3 separate regions of the Homo sapiens genome follow, and regions 2 and 3 are each linked to region 1. The links are chromatin loops, found by intact Hi-C in ENCODE. Cell type or tissue: heart left ventricle. All regions are shown on one strand. Region 1 overlaps ADARB1 (adenosine deaminase RNA specific B1). Region 2 overlaps ADARB1 (adenosine deaminase RNA specific B1). Region 3 overlaps POFUT2 (protein O-fucosyltransferase 2).

Region 1 (8,000 bases):
CTAGTCTATAAAACACAAAAGCATGCTACTTTCCTGACTATCACACTGTATAATCCTGTTTGATATTTGTTCTACATTCATATAAAAAGTTAGATTAAAATGGCATTTACATATATTTTACCTTCATTTTCATAAAGAGATCATTTGGTTTTTTCCTCATCAAATGACACAGCCCAATGCACAGTAAATCTTCCTAACATCAAAAATGCATATTTTTGGTTTCTTGAAAGTCAGAGTAATTTAGACTCTCCCGGCATGACAGGACAAGCAGTATCCTAATTGTGGTAAATCTGTGTGCCAGCAAGTGGAAAGGTGCCCTGGTGGGGCACTGGCTCTCTTACTGCATATTAATTCATTTTGTAGTCATTTCACATGAAGTTACCAGAGTTGAAGCAATGCCCTCACAACGTAGCTATGGTTCTCTTCCTTTTTCTTCCCATTTCTTTCTTCCACCTTTAGGATTATTGAAGAGAAACATAAAAATAGAATGTCTGATTCATGAGAATCCAGAAATTCAAAGCAGAATAGCAACGATTTACTGTATCAGGTATGGTTTCTATGATGATTAAACTGACAGTTTACAATTTTAATAAGATACCTTAAAGCTCTTTTTTTCCCAACTTTAAAAGTTCATCAATTTCTGACTTCAGCTGCCATGTCTTTGCAAGTTAATAACTGTTTAATTCTAGGAGAATGTCACAAATAGCCATACACCATTTAGCATCTGACATTCCTGGTATCTAATTAATTTTATTTTTATCTATGCCCTCAGAGTAAAGTTCTAAAATTTAATGTTCCCAGAATATTAATTTAGGAAAACTCTTAAAAGCATTTTTCTACTCTTATAAGAAGGGGAAATATGAGTTTATTAGAATTCTAAAATCTCTATGAGAGTAATTTACTCATTATTTACATAAAATCAACACATGGGAAATTGTAACATTACTTAACGTAATATTAAAGTACCTCAGAAATGTCTGTCAATAAGAAAAGTAGCAAATATTCATTCATCTAACTATTTACTGAGCATCTACTATGTACCAGTACTGTCCTAAATGCCTGAGATACATCAGTGAACAAAGACGTTAACATCTGCTTTCCTGGAGCTTATGTTCTAATAAGGAAAAAAAAAGACAACTGACAATGGGGACAATGGGGGTCATAAAAGATGAACTGCCGTCAAGTGTCAGGGGACAACAGTGGCTGTTATTCTAGGATGATGGCTGGATGTGGGAGGGCAGTAGTGGCGATGCCATTGCGGAAAAGACTGCAGCGAGGTGGTGAGGAAGCTGGCCGTAAGACAGCTGGGAAGAGTGTTCTCTTCTGGGAAGAGTGAAGAAAGGAAGATGGAAGGTTCTAGGTAGCCGCAGCACCTGAAACCGCCCAGGAACAGCCAGGCAGCCAGTCTGACAGCAGCACAGTTAACAGAGAGTGAGAGGAGACGGAGGTCCAGCGGCTCTGCACATGGGACCTCCTGGGCCACAGTGAGGACATGGCAGTCATATGGTGGCAAGAGACTGTGGCAGCATCTTGGACACGGGCTTTAATCTAGTTCTGACCTAGTTTTAAAAGGAACACTCAGGCCAGAGTAGGGGACAGGGGCACAAGAGGCATGTCCTGAAGGCACCGCCCACAGGCCTCCTGGCTGCCATGTGGGATAGAAAAGAAAGGATAGGCCACCTTCAGCCTGAGAGCCTGGAAGGAAGGAGCTGCTGAGATGGGAAGATTATGGCAAGGCAAGGGAATGAGAATTTGGATGTCTTAAGTTGTGGAGGTCTATAGATGCCTGAGAGAAGATGCTGCTGGACTTGGGGTCTGAGTTTGGAGAGCAGGGGGAAGGTGTGGGACTCACCTGCAGAGGTGATGCTGGGTGCAATTCCTGAGTGAGGAGCACAGTGCCAGGAGGTTAGGAGAGGAAGAAGCAGGGAGCCAGGAAGGGCACCTGCCGAAGCAGAGGGCACAGGAAAAGTCGGCTGAGCGATGGCCACCTGCCAATCACTACACATGCATTTGCTCATTTAAACATCATCAAATCTCAGTAAAGGAGACTGAGGTTTCAGAGCAGCAGGCTGGACACGGCTGCTACTTGTTTTACAAGCATCGCAGATGCCATTGGAGCTTTGGCCTTTGTGGGTGGAGGCTGCACAGCTGTGCAGCATGGCCATGGTGTTGGTAAAGTAGTAACCAGCACAGAGTCACTAGCTGGTCCCCCTGGTCAAAGCCCTGCTCCCTCTTCTATTAGCCAAGGGCCGTAGGCAATTTCTTACCTTCTGGGCCCCTCAGATCCCCCTGCAAAACACATGACGGAGCCAGGCCACACCCCTGAGTTCATGGGGGGACCAAGCAAGGACGCCGCTTAGGCCGCAGCAGCTGCACACCCAGTAGGCAGATCCCACACGGCTCCCACCACCTCATGGGGAGCAGCCTGGCAGCCAGCTGGGCTGAGTCACTGCCCAAGGTCACATGGTGGCCATGTGCTAGGATCCACTCCAAATCCAGAGCTCTCCAACCTGGGGACCCACACTCCACCCCGCTACAATGCTGCCCAGTTAAAGAAAAAACACAACTACTTATTTTCTCAATTAAGATTCCTTACAATATTAAGTCAAGTAACATATTTCTTTACATAAACACATTTCTGTTTTCTGAATGAGAATGGTTTCAAACAGAACAGACTAAGTATAACTTTCAGTCTACTTGCAACATTCCTCTACTTCTTCAAACAAATGAATTCAATTAAGCTTTTTCCATTGGCTTTAAAGGTGACTTTACCATGCAACTTAGGGTTAAAAATCAAAGTCTACACTTCTCAAATGAGTATAGCGGGTGTTCGATTTGAAAAACAAAAAGAAGGCAGGAGCCCAAAAAAAGGAGACACTTGAATTGAGCGACCTTAATTAGCTGCAGTAGCATAATGTGGCTTAAAGCAAGCAAGCACCCACAGACAGTGACCAAGGGTGGCTCAGGTAACCCAGGGGTAGACAAGGTGACCCAGAGTGGCCAAGGTGGCCCGGGGGTGGCTAAGGACACCCAGAGGTGGCTACAGTGGCCCAGGGGTGGCTAAGTGACCCACAAACAGCTAAGCTGACCATGAGTGACTAAGGTGAAAGGGTGGGTAAGGTGACCCACAAATGGCTAAGGTGATCCTGGGGTAGCTAAGGTGACTCACTGGTGGCTGAGGTAACCCACAGGTGGCTAAGGTGGCCCTGGGATGGCTAAGGAGACCCTGGGGTGGCTAAGGCGACCCAGGGATGCTAAGGTGATCCTGTGGTAGTTAACATGGCCCAGGCGTGGCTAAGGCGACCCAGGGATGCTAAGGTGACCCTGGGGTGGCTAAGGTGACCCAGGGATGCTAAGGTGATCCTGTGGTGGCTAACATGGCCCAGGGGTGGCTAAGGCGACCCAGGGAGGCTAAGGTGTCCCTGGGGTGGCTGGAGGGACCCACGGGTGGTGAAGGTGGCCCACAGGTAGCTCAGGTGGTACTATGCTAGCAGCAGAGGACAACTCAAACCTAGGGGGACTATCACCCTTGAAGGACAGCTCCATCCCCATTTACAGACTCTGGGAAACTTTTTAAATTCTTATGAGCTCTGAATATAAATTTGATACTAAACTGGAACATACATTGACAGGTATTTCTTTAAAGATTCTTAGGCATTATTTAAAAATAATGCTTTCTATAACTGGCTACTAAAAATAAAACAGAATGGCAATCCTTTGAAATATATTCTGTAAAACCACTACTACATATTTAGATCATGAGAGTATAGGCTAATTTTTTGCATTTTAACATAATTATTACCTATTTGGAATATTAAGCTTAAAACAATAGAATCATAAAATTATGTTACACAAAGACTACACAGCAAAGTCACAACTTTTTTTTTTGAGACAGGGTCTCGCTCTGTCGCCCAGGCTGGAGTGCATTGGCACAATCTTGGCTCATTGCCACCCGTCTCCTGGGATCAAGCAATTCTCCCACCTCAGCCTCTCGAGTAGCTGGGACTACAGGCATGTGCCACCATGCCTGGCTAATTTATTTTTACTTTTATTTTTTGTACAGACAGGGGTTCACCATGTTACCCAGACTGGTCTCAAACTCCTGGGCTTAAGCAATCCTCCTGTCTCAGCCTCCCAAAGTTCTAGGATTATAGGCTTGAGCACCACACCTGGCCACAATTTTTAGAATTGCAAAAGATGTACAAAACTTCTCATTCCATAACACAATCAGCCCCTTCCGCAGACTTAATTTATTATATCAAATTTATAAATTACTTGATAAAATTTTATTTACAATTCAGATCACTCACTGAATTAAACCAGCTATAAGTATTCCATCTCATTGCTTCACAGGTCCTCTAAATGGTAAAAATGAAGCCAGGGAACAGAAAGCTTTCTGAAGGAAACTGGCTTCTGGACGCACACTGGAATGCACACACACATACACTCACGCACACACACACAGATGGTGTAAAGACAAGAGGTTTGTCCTGGTGGCCACCGCTCAGAACGCCACTGAGCCTCCTCCACTGAGTCTTAGAAGCGGCCCTACAGCACCATCTGCTGTTCTGCAGAGGTCACTCAACGCTCCACACCACAGCAACCAAGCCAGGAGCCACCCAGAAGCTACAAGGCATGGGCTGCCAGGGGCGGACCTGTACCTCACAGCCTGGTCTAGGTGCTCTGCTGAATACAAACCATCTGATGGGACATCAACATCAGACAAGGTCGCCCTGGGCCCTGATGGGTAGGACATCTGCACGGGGTAAGAGGAAACTTTTTGGGGTAAGAATATTCTCTACCTCAGCTGCTTGGTGGTGTGGCACTGGCATACATTTGTCAGAATATATTAGAGTGCACACTTTAGAAGAATGATTTTTGGCTGGGTTGAGGTGGGTGGATCACCCGAGGTCAGGAGTTTGAGACTAGCCTGGCCAACATGGCAACACCCCATCTCTACTAAAAATACAAAATTAGCCGGGCATGGTGGCGGGCGCCTGTAATCCCAGCTACTAGGGAGGCTGAGGCAGGAGAATCGCTTGAGCCTGGAAGGCAGAGGTTGCAGTGAGTAGAGATCATGCCATTGCACTCCAGCCTGGGTGACAAGAGCGAAACTCTGTGTCAAAAAAAAAAAAAAAAAAAAAAAAAAAGAGTTTTATTGTCTGTACATTTTACCTCAGTAAATCCAATTTTAAAAAAATCAAGAGATCCCAGAAGAAAACAAATTCTATAAGAAAGGTAAGTCTCAATTTGAAATAAAATAGAAAATACACATATTTCAAGAAGAATGAATTAAATGGGTTCCAAGAAACAGAATGAATAAGCTGGAAAAGGCTGGCGATAGCATAAGAAAGGCAGTGGTCCCTCTCAACAAGAGAACACGGAGAGGCAGAAGTGCTGATGCTCAGGGCCCACGGGCGCACGCGGCCCCACACTACCACTCACCACGCTCGCTGCGCCCGACAGGCACCTTCCCTGCCCCACGTGACAGAGGAGGAAGCTGAGCATGGGAGTTGAGACACTTGCTCGACCGCTGGATCCAAACTCAACTCCATTCCCCACTCTGCTCTACCACTCCATGCCAGGCAAGAATATGGGAAAAAGAGAAAACGGAGCCAAAAAATCAAGGAAACCAGGAGAAAGAGAAAACGGAACCAAAAAAATCAAGGAAATCAGGAAAAAGAGAAAACAGAACCAAAAAATCAAGTATACCAAATCCAAGTATAAAGCAAATTAAACTGTGGCATGACTTTCAGCAATCGTCATAATAATATAAGTGCCATTTATGAATTTGGAACTTTGATTGAACCAAGGTTACAGAACAGAAGAAGTTTTCTACTTTGGTAACACAGAAGACAAACAAGGCTGGGAGCAGTGACTCACGCCTGTAATCCCAGCACAGTGGGAGGCTGAGATGGGTGGATCACCTGAGCCCAGGAGTTCAAGACCAGCCTGGGCAACACAGCAAAACCCCGTCTCTACAAAAACTACAAAAATTAGCCAGGCATGGTGGCATGCGCCTGTAGTCTCAGCTACTCAGGAGGCTGTGGCAGGTGAATCGCTTGAACCCGAGAGGCGGAGCTTGCAGTGAGCCAAGATTGTGCCACTGCACTCCAGCCTAGGCAACAGAGCGAGACTCTGTCTTAAAAAAAAAAAAAAAAGAAGACAACAAACTGACAGAGGTCAGACAAACTGACACCACCGAGGAGCTGAGGGCCAGATAAGTGCTTCTGCTGCCTTCCATGCAGGAAACTGAGAGGCCGCCCAGGGCCCACAGGCCACGAGCACATGGGCCACTCAGTCTCTAGGATGACCAGCAGGGGGCGTGGTTTCAGGCTTGGTAAGCTGATCCAGTGCTCGTCCTGAAGCCCTTTCCCCTACCCCTCTACCAAGGGTGCCACAAAAATGAAAGGCTCATTTTCTGTCTCTTTTGTGACTAAAGCTGGCCACAAAACACACTTCTTGCCAAGGAGAAAGACACAGTTCTGGTGAAAGACAGGTGAAAATATGCTGAGGGCTTCCACAATGTCTCTGACAAAAGGAATAGACAAGAGCTCCACGGCCTGCTCCTTCTCAGTTGTTCCTGCCTTAAACACAGAAGTGGTGTCTAAAGCTGCTGCTGCTGTACTGCAGCGATACTCACCCAGAGCCCTAAGATGGCTGAACTCTGGACTAGCTCTAGCAAACTCCTCCCTCTGGATTACTTACGACATAAGAAGTGCGTATATACATCCAAGGTGTGTAAGATACTGTGAGTCATGCTGTGACCTTCACCCAGAATCAATCCTAAATGATACAGGAAAAGAAGGTTGGAGAAACGTCACGGAGCTAAATCCTCCTCCATGTGAACTAACAGTGCACAGTTAATGTCTAAAGTTCATAAATCAAACAATAGCAAGTGCAGGATGCAGCCCTTTCTCTTGGTTAAGCTCCTATTATGTTGCATCTCTGTCACTTATAGCCAATCCTAATACTAATTAATATAGAAATACAAATATCTAAAATGCATTTTAAAAAATCAGTGATGCCACTGAGGAGGGCAAGAGCTATACTCTATCGCTTCTCATCAAAAGCCCTTCTAAGTTTGAGGGCATCACTCCCATAGAAATTGAAATTAAGCACAGGTCTGCCCTTTTCCTGCCCCCAGCAGGCCCAGCCTCTCCCTCCCCTCCAGCCCACCAGGCTTCTGGAGTCATATCCAGAGCCCCTCCTGCCTGGGGTGCCCACCTCCCATGCCATCTCCCTGGAAAACAAACCCAGCTTTCCAGACTTGCTGCAACCCTACATCCATGAACTCTCCTGCCCTGCCTCCTGGGCACACCTCCTTCCATCCCCACTTTCCTCACAGTGCCACCATCATCACAGGCTTCCTCCCCTCCACACCCACCAGGCTGTTCACATGCAGTGGGCAGAGACTGTATCTGAACCCTCAGAGCCTCAATCAGGGGCAAGGCAGAGGCCAAGCTCCATCACTGAACGCAGACATCCTCACACCGTCCTCTGAAGAGACTTCAAATGTTTTATTTTAAATCGGATTGATGGGCCTTCACACATCAGGGGACTGTTGGTCACTAAAGCACAAAGCTCCTGGCACACCCGAAGGGCCACCCACGTACCCTCAGACCAAGGAAGGGCAGCCAAGGGGCAGGAATGGCCAAGAGCCCCATCCCCACCACCAGCATGGCGATGGCGTAGGTTAAGAAGGGGGTCAGCAGTCATCAGTCTTCCAGAACTCTCGACATATCAGGATCACAAGCGGCTGCAGGCTGGAACCTCAGCCTCCAGCACCTTACACAGGGGAATCTGCCCACAAGAGGGAGCTGCTGTGTCACTCCGAGTCCCTCCATGTAGAAAAAGCCTTTGGGAACTACTGAACAGAAGTAAATTCAGATTGTCCTGGATCTACACGTGAATCTTCTCACTTCTTGCCTTTTACACACACACCAGTCTTCAAGGTCTGGATTCATTACTTTTAGTTTAGTCATGCTCAGAGCACAGCA
Region 2 (8,000 bases), 58 kb before region 1:
GGAGGGGGCTGTGAGGCTGAGGGAGGAACGCATGTCCCAGCCTGGGGGGCAGGGGACACAGGACAGCAGCAAGGGCAGCCAGGGCAGAGGGGCAGGGCAGGGGCCCCTAAGCAGCCAGGAGCTTGATGAGGGAGGGGGCGGTATTCAGATGGCAGAGAGAGGCCTCTGGAGTGGCCCAATCTAATTTCATGGAGTGTCTCAGGGGAGGGGCTGGCGCATGCGCATTTTACGAAGTGGCGTCAGCAGTGTGGCACGCGCTGCAGGGTTACACGCTCAGCAGTGTGGCACACGCTGCAGGGGAAGACGCTCAGCACAGTGTGGCACAGGCTGCAAGGGAAGACGCTCAGCACAGTGTGGCACGCGCTGCAGGGTTAGACGCTCAGCACAGTGTGGCATGCGCTTCAGGGGAAGACGCTCAGCACAGTGTGGCACAGGCTGCAGGGGAAGACGCTCAGCACAGTGTGGCACAGGCTGCAGGGGAAGATGCTCAGCACAGTGTGGCACGCGCTGCAGGGTTAGACGCTCAGCACAGTGTGGCACGCACTGCAGGGGAAGATGCTCAGCACACGCTGCAGGGGAAGACGCTCAGCAGTACAGGTCAGAAATGAAGGTCGACTGGGCAGTGTGGGGACAGGGAGGCCAGGGCAGATGAGAAACATTCGGGCTTAGATCTGCGGATGTGGCAGGACTTGAGACTGGAGGAGGCTGACGCCCAGACTGGAACCAGCCTCCATATATCCCCCCTCTGTCACTCACTCCGTGGCACAGCCTCTGCCTGACAATGCCCACAGTTGTATTTGGAGGCCTGAAGTCTCAGGGCCACTCCATGCCCCCTCAAGAACCTAGCAGGGCAGAGCTGGCAAGTGGGGTAGGCAGCACATGACAAACAGCCGCCAACCTCACCTGTTTACGCCTCATTCTGGATATGCCCCAGCACTGACCTCCAGCTGCTCAGTCCCCACTCTGGGGTCACCCTCACCCTGCTCATCCCTGTCACAGCAGTCATCAGCAGATCACCTGGGATCCACTTTTGGAAGAGATATAGGACCTGACTTCTGGCCACTGCCACTGCTACGCCATGGGTCAAGTCATGCCCCCCTGCCTGTGTCATGACGCCCTCTCCTAAGGGGAACCCGGTGCCTGCCCCAAGCCCTCTCCTCTTGACCCCTGTGAACACGTGGGCCAGCACAGGCCATTCCCTGGCACAAAACAGTCCAGTGGCTCCCAAGAAAATGCCAGCAGTCCTCCGGCCAGATCCCCCAGCCCTGTCACCTCTCACCCTGCACCTGTCCCCAAGCTTCTGGCCACCCTCAGGGACCTCCTTGCTGCTTGCCCAAAGCTTCTGTCCACAGGTCCACCAGCTGGAACACCAATCCCAGAGGCAGCCATGGCTGCCCCCACTTTAGGTCCCTGTACAAAAGCCGTTCTGAGGGAGGCCTCCCTTCCCAGCCACTCAAGCCTTTTGCTTACCTGCTGCCTGAGGTCTCCCTTCCCTGCCGCCCAAGCCCTCCAACCCCATTCTGACTTCCACATAATTTACAGATCCATGTTGGACTCTCTGCTCCCATCCTACCCCAGTGCAGGAAGAGGTTTCTGTCTGCTTTCTTTACTGACCTATCCCAGCACTTACAATATGTACCTGGCACATACAGAAGATCAATAAATATGTGTCGAATGGACAAATCCTCCAATTCCTATGACACATTCCTTCCACCTTCCAAAATGGAAATGAAAATGAAGGTTTCCCTAACTTACAGAAAAAGCATGAAATGATTCAATACCTCTAAGAAACACAGGCCCCTTTCTTCTACAGATTAGAAGCCTCTATGGACTCAGCATCTTTAAGCTGAATTAGGTCTTCTGGGCAAACTTTAAAGCAGTGATCCTGCAGAAACCTTCATTTGTTAGGAGTCATTAATTCTGAACGTATGCTTTGAAAGAGAATTCCAAGAGTGTCTACAGCTCTGCAGAGGCCCTGGGTGGGAAATGGTGTGGCACCAGCTTCCACTAATGCACCTCACAAAGGACAGCTGGGACAAACTTCATCAGGATGAAATCGCCTAGCGCCAGCGAGAGGGTGTCAGACACAGTCAGCGTCCATGCAAATAAAACAAGTAAAGCTCTGCCAAGACTGCAGGCAGGACGTCTCCTAGAGATACCCACTACATGTCCACAGCCACCTGTCCTGCGGACCCCATGGGAGGTGCCCACTCACAGCGTGCCATGAAGTGTGTTTGGCTGACACCCAAGGAACCTACAGGTGTCCCCACTCTCACAGCATGGCCTCGGCTCAGTGCACCCGGGTCTAGGCATCTGTGCCTGGCCTTCTTCGTCTTTCATTTTCCTTGTGCCATTTCTTTAGGAACAGAGTCCAGACTGCTATCATCTGATCTGTCCCCTGATTCAGTAAAGGGCCCGGCCTGAGAGACTGAGCTGCAGACAGACGTCGGCCAGACCACACAGGGCAGGAGAACTACTCTGACCCAAACCACAGCCTCCACAGCACTCGGCCCAGTCAGCCAGGCTTTCAGGAAGGACTACAGCTTCCTAGTGGTTGCCCCACGCCCATTCCTTCCTGCTTTCAACCCAGGACCAGCCAGAGATGCCCCTGGGTTCTTCAAGCAGCTGCACGGGAGGCCACCTTCTGCAGAGCCCATCTTGGCTTCCCCTACCTCCATCAGAACATACCCAAAGCCTCCCCCTTTCCCTACAATAAAGCCATCCCCCTTCCTGTGCGTGCCTTTGAGTCTGCCCAACACAGTGCTCTGGCCCCCTTGCCATAGCCGACTCTGAATAGACAGGCTGCTGGTCCTCCTCTGGATGGTCTTGTTTGTTCCCACAGCTCTGTGCAGCTGAGGACACAGGCCGAGGTCATCTGAACCAAGACTCTCGTTCCTTCCCACGGCTCCCGCGCCAACATAATCACCGTGGGGTGGCCAACCCCATGGGAGCCTCTCACCCCATGGTCTTGTGGACAACTCTCTGGGGCTGCATTCACCGCCAAACTGCCTGCCAGTGGGATGGACACCCTGGTGACCTCCAATGGCAGTGCTGTGGCTCCCACCCCACCCCCAACCTACCATGGCCCTGGGCCCTCTGCCTGTCACTGTGTCCTGTGTAAGGGGAACAGTTCAGCCTCACCCAGCCCCATCCACCTGGCCCTCCAAGGTGGCTGCTCCCCACTCTCAACTCTCCCAGAGCAGGGACACAGCTGCAGCCAACTGGCATCATTTTGGCCACCAGGGCTCTTTCCGGGCAACTTTTCTGGCCATTTGCTATTTCTTGGCCCACCCATGCTAGGTTCTATCAGCTTGTGTTTGTTTCTTCCTTGAGGTAAAGTCTAATTACTATATAATAAAAGGCTTGGATCTGAAGGGTTCAGGTCCATGAGCCCCGACTCCTGCATTTATGTGTGTGACATCCCCACGCCCCAGCAAGGATCCTCCAAATGGATGGCTTTGTGCTATGCAGGTGCAGGAGTCAGCCTGTAACCAAGTCGAATCCTTTGTTGGTCACATGAGACATCAGAAATCTCTTCCCAATATGTGGCTTTTCTTTTCCAAATATGTGGGTTATAGTAAATAATTCCTGAAATTTTAATTTAGTCAAATTTATTCACTTTTCTTTATAATTGGGGTTTTCTGTGCCTTACTGAAGAACCCTGCAACTGCCAGGCACTGCTCTGCATACTCAGGTCCTTAACTGTCCTAGCATGTGCTTTGGATAGTGTATGGTGGGCTGCTTCTCTGCACAGACAGCCTGTTTCTCCAGGACTGGTCGTTGGCTACTTTGTCCATGTCTTCTGCGAGCACCACGTCTAGCACAGACTGCTGGCTGCAGCCCTGCCTTTCTTCCCTTCCTCCTGCATGACAGAGCCCCAGTCCTCTTCCAGGTGGCTGAGTGTGTAAGCCCGGCCACCCCAGCTGCCCCATAGCGAGTGGAGCCCTGTGCCTGAGCTCTGGATGATGAGCTGAGCTGGCTGAAGTGTCCCTGTGCCTGGAATTCAGACTGGGTACTCAGGGATTTCGTCAGCTCTAGGGATTATGAAGACCCTGAACTCAGAAGAGACCTCTTAGATGGTGCGGGACAAAGAGGGATCAGGCTCCAGACCATGGAGCCACCAGAGCTTCTCTGGGCCACCTATTTTTGGACTTAATTTTCTGTGAGAGAGACAAGCCTCCATCTAGTTTACATTTTCTTTTAAACACAGGCAGGCCTGATCACCAGTGCTGCCCCATGGGTCTGCAGGTCTTTTCAGATTGTATGTTGTGCCACTGTTCTGCCGAAAATTACCACTCACTTTTGATTACTATGGTTTTATATTGTTAGTTTTCTATTGCCATGTTGGGATTCAACTTTTAAGTACTATGAAAAAATAAGATTTTTATTAAAATCACATTGAAATGATAGATTTAAGAGGAATTAATGAAGCTTTAAAAAATATAAAATAGAATTTGGCTTGCTAAATTTTTAAAGATAATGTAAGTGTATAAATGTGTATTTCCATGACATGTTGTTGTTTTGTTTTCCTTTACTGTCCTTGTCTGGTGTGGAGATAAAGGTTGTAGTAACCTTTGAGTTATGAGCCACACAATGAGCTGCAGAATTCTTCCCTACTTTTCTATCCTTGGAAAATATTACATAAAATGGGGATCATCATCCCACAAACGATGTCTAGAACTCACTCAATGTTGTCTGGGCCAACCACTTCCCCTCTCTCCACAGACTCTCCTTCCTTCTATTTTCTTAATTTATTCTCTGTGTGTGTGTGTATGTGTGTGTGTGTGTGTGTGTGTGATTTAATTTAATAGGCAGAGTTCTATTCCAATTTTCTGCATATGCTTAAGTCACTTTTAGCAATGTACACTTTTCTAGAAAATGTTCTATTTTGTCTCAGTTTTAAAACCTATCAGTGCTGAAGTGTCTAGGACTCTCCACTGTAGCAATCTCTGCTGGACCCTGAAGGATATCCGTGTTTTCATTCCAGATACGTTTTGGTAGTGCCTTCTGTCTTCTTGATCAGCCTCACCGGTTCTGTTGACTTTAATCAACCTGCCTGCTCTAAGTACTGACATCTTAGAGGCTTTGTTACTGCTCACTGCTACATCTTTGTTGCTTACAAAACTAATTTCTGCTCTTAACTTTACTGTTTGCATCCTTCTAACTTATTTGAATTTTTCTAATTCATATAGTTGTGGTGCTTTCTGTCATTTACTTATATAAGCATTTTCTCATGTGATTTCTTCCCCTGGAGTTACTGCGGTACAACTGACATACAATAAACTGCACACGCTTAAAGGGACACTGTGGTAAGTTTTGACATTTGTATGTACCCATGTGACCTCACTCCCCAAACCTCCTGTCTCCTTACATCTCGTTCTGTCCCCACTAGGCAATAACTGACCTGCTTTCTGCCACTGCAGCTTAGTCTGCATTCTCCCGAGATATATACAAATGGGACTGTATGGTAATTCCTCTTTTTCATCTGGCTTCTTTCACTCTGCGTAATTATTTTGAGATTTCTCTATGCTGTAGTGTGTATCACTGTTCTTTTTTTCACCCAGTAGTACTCCACTGCATGGATATGCCACCGTCTGTTCTATCTATTTACCGGTTGATGGCTGCGTGGATTGCTTCCAGTTTTTGACTATTTTGTCTATTACAAAGAAAGTCCTACAAACATTCATTTACAAGTCTGCGTGGACATACGCTTTCATTTCTCTTTGGTAAACCACTAGGAGTGAAATGGCTAGGCTACATGGCAGGCATATCTGTAACTTTTTTTTTTTTTTTTTGAGACAGAGTCTTGCTCTGTTCCCCAGGCTGGAGCGCAGTGGCGTGATCTCAGCTCACCACAACCTCTACCTCCCAGGTTTAAGCGATACTCCTGCCTCAGCCTCCTGAGTAGCTGGGACTACAGGTGTGTGCCACCATGCCCGGCTAATTTTTGTATTTTTAGTAGAGACAGGGTTTCACCATACTGGCCAGGCTGGTTTTGAACTCCTGACCTTGTGATCCACCCGCCTCGGCCTCCCAAAGAGTTGGGATTACAGGCGTGAGCCACCACGCCTGGCCATATCTGTAACTTTTTAAGGAACTGTCAAACTCTCTTTGTTTTGTTTTGAGTCTTATTCTGATGCCCAAGCTGGAGTGCAGTGGCGCAATCTCAGCTCACTGCAACCTCCGCCTCCTGGGTTTGAGTGATTCTTCTGCCTCAACCTCCAGAGTAGACGGGATTCCATGCCTGGCTAATACTTGTATTTTTAGTAGAGATGGGGTTTCGTCATGTTGGCCAGGCTGGTTTCGAACTCCTGACCTCAAGCGATCCATCTGCCTTGGCCCAAAGTGCTGGAATTAAAAGCATGAGCCACCGTGCCTGGCTGTGTCAAACTGTCTTTAAAAGTGATTGTTCTATTTACATACCTAGCCACAGTGGATGACAGTACCAGTTCCTCCATATCACTGTCAACATTTGGTTTGGCCAGTCTTTTTAATTTCAGCCACTCCAAGAGATGTGTTGTGGCATCTCCTTTGCATTTCATCAGTGACTAATGGTGTTGACCAGCTTTTCATGTGCTTATTTCACATTTGTGTATCTTTTTTTGGTGAAGTGTCCATTCAAACATTTTGCCCATTTTAAAAACTATTTTCCCCTTGTTGCGTTTTGAGAGTAACAGTGGATTGTGGATACCAATCGTTTATTAGATATATGATTTGCAAACATTTTCTCCCTGTTTGTCAGTTTATTTCTCACTGTTTAAACAGTGCTTTTTGAAAGAAGTAATTTTTAAACTTTGACAGTTTTTTTCCTTTTATGGAAAGTCTTTTTTAGTGTAGCTAAAAACTTGCCTAACTCAATGTCACAAACATTATCTCCTGTTTCCAGAATTTTTATGCATTTAGGTCTATGGCCCATTACAAATTCATTTTGTATAAGGTGCAAAATATAAGTGAAGTCCATTTGTTTGGTTGCTTGATTTTTTTTGCTTTTTTTTTTTCTGCACAGGGATATCCACTTATTTCAGCATCACTGTTGAAAAGACTATTCTTTCTCCACTGAATTGCCTTTGTGCCTTGGTCAAAAATTAACTGTGACCAGCAATGAACAGCAGAATTGGAAATTAAAAACACAACATCATTTACACTAACACCCCCAAAACTGAAATATTTAGGTATAAATTTGACAAAGTATGTACAAGATCTGTATAAGTAAAACTATAAAATTCCAAAGAAAGAAATCAAAGAACTAAATAAATGGATATTCCATATTTATGGCTAGGAAGACTCAGCGTTGGTTCTGTCCAACTTGACATAGAGATTCAACACAATCCCAATCAATATTTCAACAAGTTATTTTGTAGATATTGATGAACTGTTCCTAAGGCTGATATAAAAAGGGAAATCCAGAAGAGCAAACACAGTATTGAAGGAATATAATGAAGCTGTAATACTAACATTACCTGACTTAAAGACTTACTATACTAGAGTAATCAGGACAGCATGGTATTGGTGAAAGAATACACAAATAGATCAATGGGACAGAATAAAAAGTCTAGAAACAGACCTACATAAATACAGTCAACTGATCTTTGACAAAAGAGCAAAGACAATGAAATGGACAAAAGGTAGTATTTTCTACAAACAGTGCTAGAACCAATGGACATAAACATGCAGAAAAAAAAAAAAAGAATCTAGGCATAGGTTTTACACCCTTCACAAAAATTAACTCAAAGTAGGTCACAACCTAAATGTAAAATGCAAAACTATAAAATTCCTAGAAGATAACACAGAAGAAAATCTAGATGATCTTGGGTTTGGTGATGACTTTTCAGATGTAACATCAAAGGCACAATCTATGACAGAAATAACTGATTTGCTAGACTTTATTAAAATTAAAAAGTTCTACTCTGTGAAAGACAAGGGAGTGAAAAGACAAGCCACAGACTAGGAGAAAATATTTGCAAAAGACATATCTGATAAATCTATGAAGAACTCTTCCA
Region 3 (8,000 bases), 140 kb before region 1:
AGACTGTTCTCGATTTGTAGCACTTGGGCAGCTTTTACCAGTACCTCCCCCCTCCCCACACCCAACACCCACTGTTTGATCTGTTTTCTGCCTCACGGGTCTGGGGAGGATCATGCAGCCACCTTTGGCCATGCGTCTGCCTCAAGTGGTCGCCGGCCTGGTGAGCTGGGCCTCGAGGGTCCACCCAGGAGGCTGGGGTTGCAGACAAGTCAGTACCTGATGATGTCGTAAACTCTGGAGGGAATTGTTGATGGCCACGTTCTTAGAACTTGCTGCAGACTGGGACCCTCTCCGTCACCTCCCTTGGGTCTTCTGAATCCCCCAGCAGGCACTGTGAGCGTCTCCCATAGACCAGGCATAGCAGGGCACGGGTGCCCCTCGCACTTGCCCACGTTGAGGCTGCCTTGTCTGCTGTCGTGCCCTGTGTGTGCCTCTAGAGGCCATCAGCCACGATCCTGTTGCACATCACAGCTGGCTCGGTATCACCCTGGTCAGTAACAGCTGCCGCTGGCCCCAGCGGGCCGGGACCACATGGTCTCAGCTGCTCTGGGCCTTTGTGAAGGCAGGTGGCTCCATCACAGGCCCGCGTGTCTGCTGCTCAGCCAGCCCGGCTGTTGCAGACAGAACTCAGAGGTTGTGGAGGGAGCTAGGCTGAATTGTTTTGGTTGTTGAGATGCAGCTTTAATGTTGTCCTGGGACTGGGTTCATTTCATGACAATATTCGGGTTTTGGAAGCCAGTCTGCCTACGTTTGGGGCCTGTGGAACAGTCTTGCCAGTCAGTTTTTTTGACTCACATTTACAGGTTAGAATGGAGCTGAGCCCAGAGGGGGCTTCCAACTAGATGGTCCTGATTTAGGAGAAACGCTTCTGCCGGGGAGCAGGGGGAAAAGGCGCAGTGGAAAAGGAGGCTGATGATGGGCGGTGAGGTCATCTGCCCCCAGCACCCAGGGAAAGTCTCTTCCGGGGGTTAAAGCCCTAATGGGAAGGTGAAGCTATCAAGCCGTCAGGAGAGGAGCCTCACCACCGTGGGGCAGAAAGCTTTCTTCAACAAGATGGGAAAAGCATGGACCAAAAAAGAAAGATTGGTAAAGCCAGTTACTTTAAAATCAAGAACTTTTGTCCATTAGAAAAATGGAGACAGGCCTCAGAGAGGGAGGTCCTGCAGCACATTTGATAAACTAAGGACTCTCTGGGATACAGGAGACGAAACTCAGCGAGTGAGGGACGGGCAGCCTGGGGTGAGGCGAGTCCAAGACGGGATCCGTGCAATTGAGACGAAACCCAGCGAGTGAGGGACAGGCAGCCTGGGGTGAGGCGAGTCCAAGACGGGATCCGTGCAATTGAGACGAAACTCAGCGAGTGAGGGACGGGCAGCCTGGGGTGAGGTGAGTCCAACACAGGATCCATGCGATTCAGGAGTAAGGACAGCTGCTGTTAATGCGAGCAGGTGCCCCCATTGCTGTCATGCTCGGGAAACCAACCGCTGTCGGGAGGACAGGCCTGCAGGGGCTCAAAGGCTGCTCCTGGAGCAAGAATCTGGTAAAACCCTGGGAACCCAGTGCACCCTGAATGCGGGACATGCACCCGCAGACCCCTGCCCAGGAACGTTCATAGCCTCCCCGGACCAGGAAAACACGTGCACCCCTCAGCCACGCACTGGATAGAGTGTGGTAGATCCACAGCTGAAGATGGGCAACCTGCTGCCGTGTTCAACAAAGAGAAATCAAGATATAATGCCCAGTAAAAAAAAAGAAAAAGATAAATGTAGTCATGTTCCATGTGCATGAAGGTCAAAGACAGTCCCGTGCATCGGAGGGAGAGATGGGAGGATGCCGGGGAGGCCCCTGAGGACGGGGCAGAGCAAGTGTGTGAAGCGCTTTCTTCCTCCTTGTTCCTCCACCCGGGTGGGGGCTGCACCGTGTTCATTTTGGAGCAGTTTGTCTACCTGTGCCCGTGCGGAATGTCCTCTACCCGCGCCCGTGTGGAATGTGCGTCTTGAAGTGCAGTATTGCATTTCATAAAAAGCCCTTAAAACGGCATTAGAAGCAGGGCCGGAGGCACCCACTGAATCCAGCTACACCCATCTCTCCAGAAATCGCCTCACATGGCCGCCTGTGCATGCAGCCATCTTTTGAAACACACGTGGAATCACCACACGTGCCCTCTCCATGCGGTTTTCAGTTTGCCCTTTCTTCCCACCCAGCCATTCACCTGGGTATTACGACACATGGACATCACCTCGTTCTTTTGCAGTTGTCTGTGTACAGATGGAAGAAAATGTGGCTTTTGGTTGTTTCCAGGTTTCTGTAGAAGAGTCTTTGTGTGAACCATGAGGGCGTAAAACTGTAGGATGCCACCCAGAAGAGGATGGCTGGGTGTGCCCTTGGTGCAGTCCTCAGAGTCCCCGCAGTGGCCGTGCACGGCTGGTTCCCAGGCAGCCACGAGGGCCGAGAGCTTCCATCTGTGTGGATCCAGTAGCAAAATGTGGAATCCTTGCTCTGTTCGTGTGTGTTTCTTTGATTTCAGAGTAAAACTACACTTTAAAAGCCTTTTGAAATGTTATTCTATAAAATGCCAACTTAGATATGTTGCTCATTTTTTCTCTGTAGAGATTACATTTTTTTGTTTGTTTGTTTTTTGTATTTTTTTTGAGACTGAGTCTTGCTCTGTTGCCCAGGCTGGAGTGCAGTGGCGCGATCTCGGCTCACTGCAACCTCAGTCTCCTGGGTTCAAGCGATTCTCCTGTCTCAGCCTCCCAAGTAGCTGGGGCTACTTGTGGCATGCACCACCGCGCCCGGCTAATTTTTTTGTATTTTTAGTAGAGACGGGGTTTCACCGTCTTAGCCAGGATGGTCTCGATCTCCTGACCTCGTGATCCGCCCACCTTGGCCTCCCAAAGTGCTGGGATTAGAGGCGTGAGCCACTGCGCCTGGCCAAAATTAAAATTTTTATTTTTCCTTAAAAATTTCTGCGTTTTTGTATTCCAGCCTTTACCACCCCAATATTCAGGTCTATTTGCTCACGGTCCATTTTGTGTGTTTCGTTTTTATTTTGCATCAAGAGCCCTGGGGGGAGTTTGGTGAGACGGTTGGCTCAATGGCTGGAATAGGAGAGGCACTTCCCACGTGGAATTAGGTAACGTGACAGTCACAGGCACCAGGATGACTTGTCAGACCCAAACTGGAGCAAGGAAGGCACTGAGGAGGAGGCACCTGCCTGCGAGTCTGAGATAAAGGCCAGCTGGAGGGCTCTCTGAAATAACCCCAGGACGTTCCTCACGTGCTTCACGCACCTCACCTTTCACAGCCGCTGCTTCAGTCGTGTGCCCGTGTTCCTGGGACTAGGTTTGCCACCGGACAAGGGTTGCAGTAATTCGGACGAGACGCTGTGGAAAGAATGCCTGCCCAGGAATGGCGTCTCTACCACGGAACAGATGCAGCTCCGGCTTTGAGCTCGAGTCAGTGAATTTGTTTCCAGGCAGCTTATGTGAACCTCTCCTTTTTGTCAAAGAAAACCTTCCCCCACCCTCCCCTCCTCAGGCACGCCTGCAGCTTGCCATAGCCGTCGGTGGATCCTGGATTCCAAGCCTTTTGCCCACTGTCAAATACACTCCTCAAATTAGGAGATACTTTTCTCTGATGTCATTCTGTTCGTTGACAGTAGGCATTAAAGCCCTCTCAGAACCGTGGTGTGGAGGCCAGACAGCAGCCTGCCTGTGTCTCAGCCATAACCACCCAACGCGCCCTGGTTAGTGTCCCTCGGAGACTTGGTCTCTGCTTCCTCGGCCCGGGGTTCTCCCAGTTTGTGCTCTGAGAGTGTGAATGTCATCATCCTTAACTCTTATAACTGTTTATTCTTCTGTTGTTTAAAAACAGGTCCGTGATGTTAGACAGAGCCGAGAACCTACTTCACGACCACTATGGAGGGAAAGAATACTGGGATGTGAGTGTTTCCTCGGGAGCGTTTTTCTCAGTTAGTGTATGTTGCCCATTATTTAGCTTTTGAAAATTTAAAACAGTCGACAGCTCTTTTTGAACCTTGCTGATTAAAACCATCATTTTAAGCCATGGATTTGGGCAACTGCGGTGACTGTGCCACCCCCAAGCCTCACGTGGCTGCAGAGCCAGGTCCTCGGGAGCCCGCAGGGCCACCCAGCTCTCCCCTCTGATGCCACAGGCCCTGAATGCGGTGGCAGCGCCCTGGAGTCAGCCCCGGAGTCAGTGACTCCGTCAGTGGCTGGAACGTAGACCCCTCCTTTCTCCTCTCTTTAGCTTTGAAAGGTGGGACTATTCTCTGCAGCGGGTCTTTTCCGTTGGCGTTGATTTCCGCATTGATGGGGTGACTTCCCATAGCCACCCCTGGTTCTGTGAGTGAGTGGGAGCAGAGGGCGGGAAGTGGCTGCCCCCTCCCGTGGACACAGCAGGCCTGCTGACGTGTTCACCAGGGCAGCAGCTTGTAAAGCCGGAACCTGCCTGCAGGAGACACAGTCCCTGCTCACGTGGGACTTTGTGCAGGTCAGTCCCACCCCGTTTGGCAAAGCAGGATGTGCTAACCGCCTAAGCTAGAAGTCGAGTTGGGGAGAGACTGAGGGGAAGGAGCTGCACACAGTTGTGCCAGCCAGGGGCAACGGCCAGCTGAGCCCAGTGTGTGCCGCAGCTTCCCACGGCAGGGGCTGGCAGAGCCGGCAGGGGTGGGCGGCTTGCCCTGCGTTGGCTTCATGCAGGAGACCCTCCAAGAGCCTCCACCGTGGATGGCGCTGCTTCTCAGGCGACCGTGGATGACGTGTCTGAGGGGCTTGTTCCAGCTGCGGGGGTGGGTGGTGGCAGCGACAGGAGAACCCGCTCCGGGAGGGCTGCGTGGCGGGCGGGCGTGTTCTCAGCCGAGCCGTCGCCGTTTCCACAGACCCGTCGCAGCATGGTGTTTGCCAGGCACCTGCGGGAGGTGGGAGACGAGTTCAGGAGCAGACATCTCAACTCCACGGACGACGCAGACAGGATCCCCTTCCAGGAGGACTGGATGAAGATGAAGGTAGCCCCCCTCCCTTTTGTTAATTAGAGAAAAGGTAAAGTCTCTCTGGAGATGCCCCACACTCAGGCCTTCCATGTAAAGTCACAGCAGGGTTGGCGTGTCTGTGGGCGTGGATGCCTCGGCGCCTCTCTGGAATGTGAGTCACAGTAATGACCTGCTCTCGGGAGGCGCCGGGACCCTGGGGCCCTCGTCATGTGCAGACTCAGGGAGTCACTCGGCCTGGCTTTACCTTTAGTAACACGGGCAGTCATGGCAGGCCCAGCGGACTCAAAGGTGTTCTCAGAGCGCGGCAAGGCCAGGAGCGCGGAAGCAGGAGCTCGAGGTGGTCAGAGGCACGTTCGGCCTTTTTCCCTCTTGACTTGATTGATAAAGAGAAAAAAGCAGCGTTCACCTGGACTCACCCAAAAGCACCATCAGTGCTGTTTTGGTCTAGAATCATCCTTTTCTTATTCTTTGTATATATTTTTAAGTGTTTTCTGAAAGTTTGAGTTTTTCTGTGATGTAATTTCAACAAATGTGTTGCTTTTTCAACTTGATATTGTTTTTAAGCATTTTCAGTGTCTGTTTTTAGCGTTTTTTAAACAAAACTTTCATAGAAGTGCCATTTTACTCGCTTGTTCTTTATGGGGTATTTGAGCTATTTCCAAGTGGAATAGCATTCATTGTTCCAGCAATAATTAAGTTACTTGGACAGTTTTTACTGGGGAAAAAATATAGAAGATTTTTTTTCATTTTTATCCCACTTGTGTTTCTTTTCAGTGTTTTTTTTTTATTCTTTTTAATTTTATTTTTAATTTTATTTAATTAATTTGTTTTTGTTTTCGTTTTGAGACAGAGTCTCACTCTGTCGCCCAGGCCGGAGTGCAGTGACACGATCTCAGCTCACTGCAACCTCTGCCTCCCGGGTTCAAGCAATTCTCCTGCCTCAGCCTCCCGAGTAGCTGGGATCACAGGCGCGTGCCACCGCACCCGGCTAATTTTTGTATTTTGAGTACAGACAGGATTTTCCCATGTTGGCCAGGCTGGTCTCAAACTCCTGACCTCAAGTAATCCACCCGCCTTGGCCTCCCAGAGTGCTGGGATTACAGGCGTGAGCCACTGTGCCTGGCTTATTTTATCATTTTTTTTTTTTAGCCTTAATCATTTTTGGGGAGCAGGTGGTGTTTGGTTACATGGATAAAGTGGTAGTTTCTGAGATTTTGGTACACCCATCACCCGAGCAGTGTACACTGTCCCCAATGTGTAGTCTTTTATCCCTCACCCCCTCCACTCTTCCCCTCGAGTCCCCAAAGTCCATTGTGTCATTCTTATGCCTTTACATCCTCATAGCTTAGTTCCCGTGAGAACATACAATATTTGGTTTTCCATTCCTGAGTTACTTCACTTAGAATAATGGTCTCCAGCTCCATCCAGGTTGCTGCAAATGCATTCATTTCGTTCCTTGTTATGGCTGATGTACCACATTTTCTTTATCCACTCATTGGTCAATGGGCATTCAGGCCGGTTCCATGTTTTTGCAGCTGTGGATTGTGCTGCTATAAACATGCATATGCAAGTGTCTTTTTCATATAGTGGCTTCTTTTCCTCTGGGTAGATACCCAGCAGTGGGATTGCTGGATCAAATGGTAGTTCTACTTTTAGCTCTTTAAGGAATCTCCACACTGTTTTCCACAATGGTTGTACTAGTTGACATTCCCACCAGGAGTGTCGCAGTATCCCTTTCACTGCATCCGTGCCGACATCCATTATTTTTGGGTTTTTAAATTATGGCCATTCTTGCAGGAGTAAGGTAGTATCCTGTTGTGGTTTTCATTTGCATTTCCCTGATCATTAGTGAAGTTAAGCATTTTTTCATACGTTTGTTGGCCATTTGTGTATCTTGAGAATTGTCTATTCCTGTCCCTAGCCTATGTTTTGATGGGATTATTTGTTTTTTCATGCTGATCTGTTTCATTTCCTTGTAGATTCTGGATATTAGTCCTTGGTCGGATGCAAAGTGTGCAAGTATTTCCTCCCACTCTGGGAGCTGTTCGCTGATTGTTTCTTTTGCCGTGCAGAAGCTTTTTAGTTTAATTATGCCCTATCTATTAATGTTTGTTTTTGTTGCATTTGCTTTGGGTTCTTGGTCAGGAACTCTTTGCCTAAGCCAGTGTCTAGAAGAGTTTTTCTGATGTTATCGTCTAGAATTTTTATGATTTCAGGTCTTAGATTTAAGTCTTTAATCCACCTTGAGTTGATGATCCAGTTTCATTCTTCTACATGTGGGCTGCCAATATCCCCACACCATTTTTGAATAGAATGTCCTTTCCCCACTTTATGTTTTTGTTTGCTTTGTCGAAGATCAGTTGGCTGTAAGTATTTGGCTTTATTTCTGGGTTCTCTTCTGCTCCACTGGTCTAGGTACCTATTTTTATAGCGGTACCATGCTGTTTTGGTAACTATAGCCTTGTAGGATAGTTTGAAGTTGAGTATTGTGTACTTCCAGATTTGTACTTTTTGCTTAGTAGTTTTGCTTTGGCTATGTAGGCTCTGTTTTGGTTCCATATGAATTTTAGGTTTTTGTTTTTTCTAGTTCTGTGAAGAATGATGATGGCATTTTGATGGGAATTGCACTGATAGATTGCTTTTGTAGTATGGTCATTTTCACAATATTGATTCTACCCATCCATGAGCATGGGATGTATTTCCATTAGTTTTTGTTGTCTATGAATTCTTTCAGCAGTGTTTTGTAATTTTCCTTGTAGAGATCAAGTTTTGTGGGTTTTTTTGGTTGTTTTTGTTTGTTTGTTTGTTTGCAGCTGTTGTAAAAGGAGTTGAGTTCTTGGTTTGATTCTCAGCTTGGTTGTTGTTGGTGTGTAGCAGTGCTACTGAGTTGTGTACATTGATTTTGTGTCCTGAAACTTTACTGAATTCATTTATCAGATCTGGGAGCTTTTTGGATGAGTCTTTAGGGTTTCCTAGGTATACAATT

What was found. Hi-C counts contacts between places; a loop is a spot of excess contacts. Peaks named below come from ENCODE experiments on the same cell type or tissue, not always from the same donor. Only the 100,000 strongest peaks of a DNase experiment are listed, where the experiment ranks them.
Region 2: a loop joins it to region 1, with 5 times the contacts of the local background. A loop is called at or near these places in 7 of 110 quality-filtered maps.
Region 3: it touches region 1 in a loop (2.7-fold over the local background); 41 of 110 quality-filtered maps call a loop at or near these places.

What each region holds. Positions count from the first base shown.
Region 1 is chr21:45,137,084-45,145,083 of GRCh38, reverse strand. All of the region lies in intron 2 of ADARB1 (adenosine deaminase RNA specific B1), which reads right to left. Among named protein-coding and RNA genes, the nearest start is that of ADARB1, 67 kb to the right of the region's middle. RefSeq lists an enhancer at 6,116-6,410. In heart left ventricle, CTCF peaks have their summits at 4,556, 6,314 (motif pointing right), 7,603 and 7,814 (motif pointing right); DNase peaks (open chromatin) are centred at 4,553, 6,303 and 7,793.
Region 2 is chr21:45,195,295-45,203,294 of GRCh38, reverse strand. The region is part of intron 8 of ADARB1 (adenosine deaminase RNA specific B1); the gene reads right to left. Among named protein-coding and RNA genes, the nearest start is that of LINC00334, 35 kb to the left of the region's middle. RefSeq lists an enhancer at 1-468. In heart left ventricle, no CTCF peak of the experiment used is centred here; a DNase peak (open chromatin) is centred at 3,064.
Region 3 is chr21:45,274,046-45,282,045 of GRCh38, reverse strand. POFUT2 (protein O-fucosyltransferase 2) reads left to right here. Exons shown (of 9, transcript NM_133635.6): 5 at 3,877-3,943; 6 at 4,904-5,029. Among named protein-coding and RNA genes, the nearest start is that of POFUT2, 9.8 kb to the left of the region's middle. RefSeq lists an enhancer at 1,286-2,485. In heart left ventricle, no CTCF peak of the experiment used is centred here; DNase peaks (open chromatin) are centred at 135 and 4,817.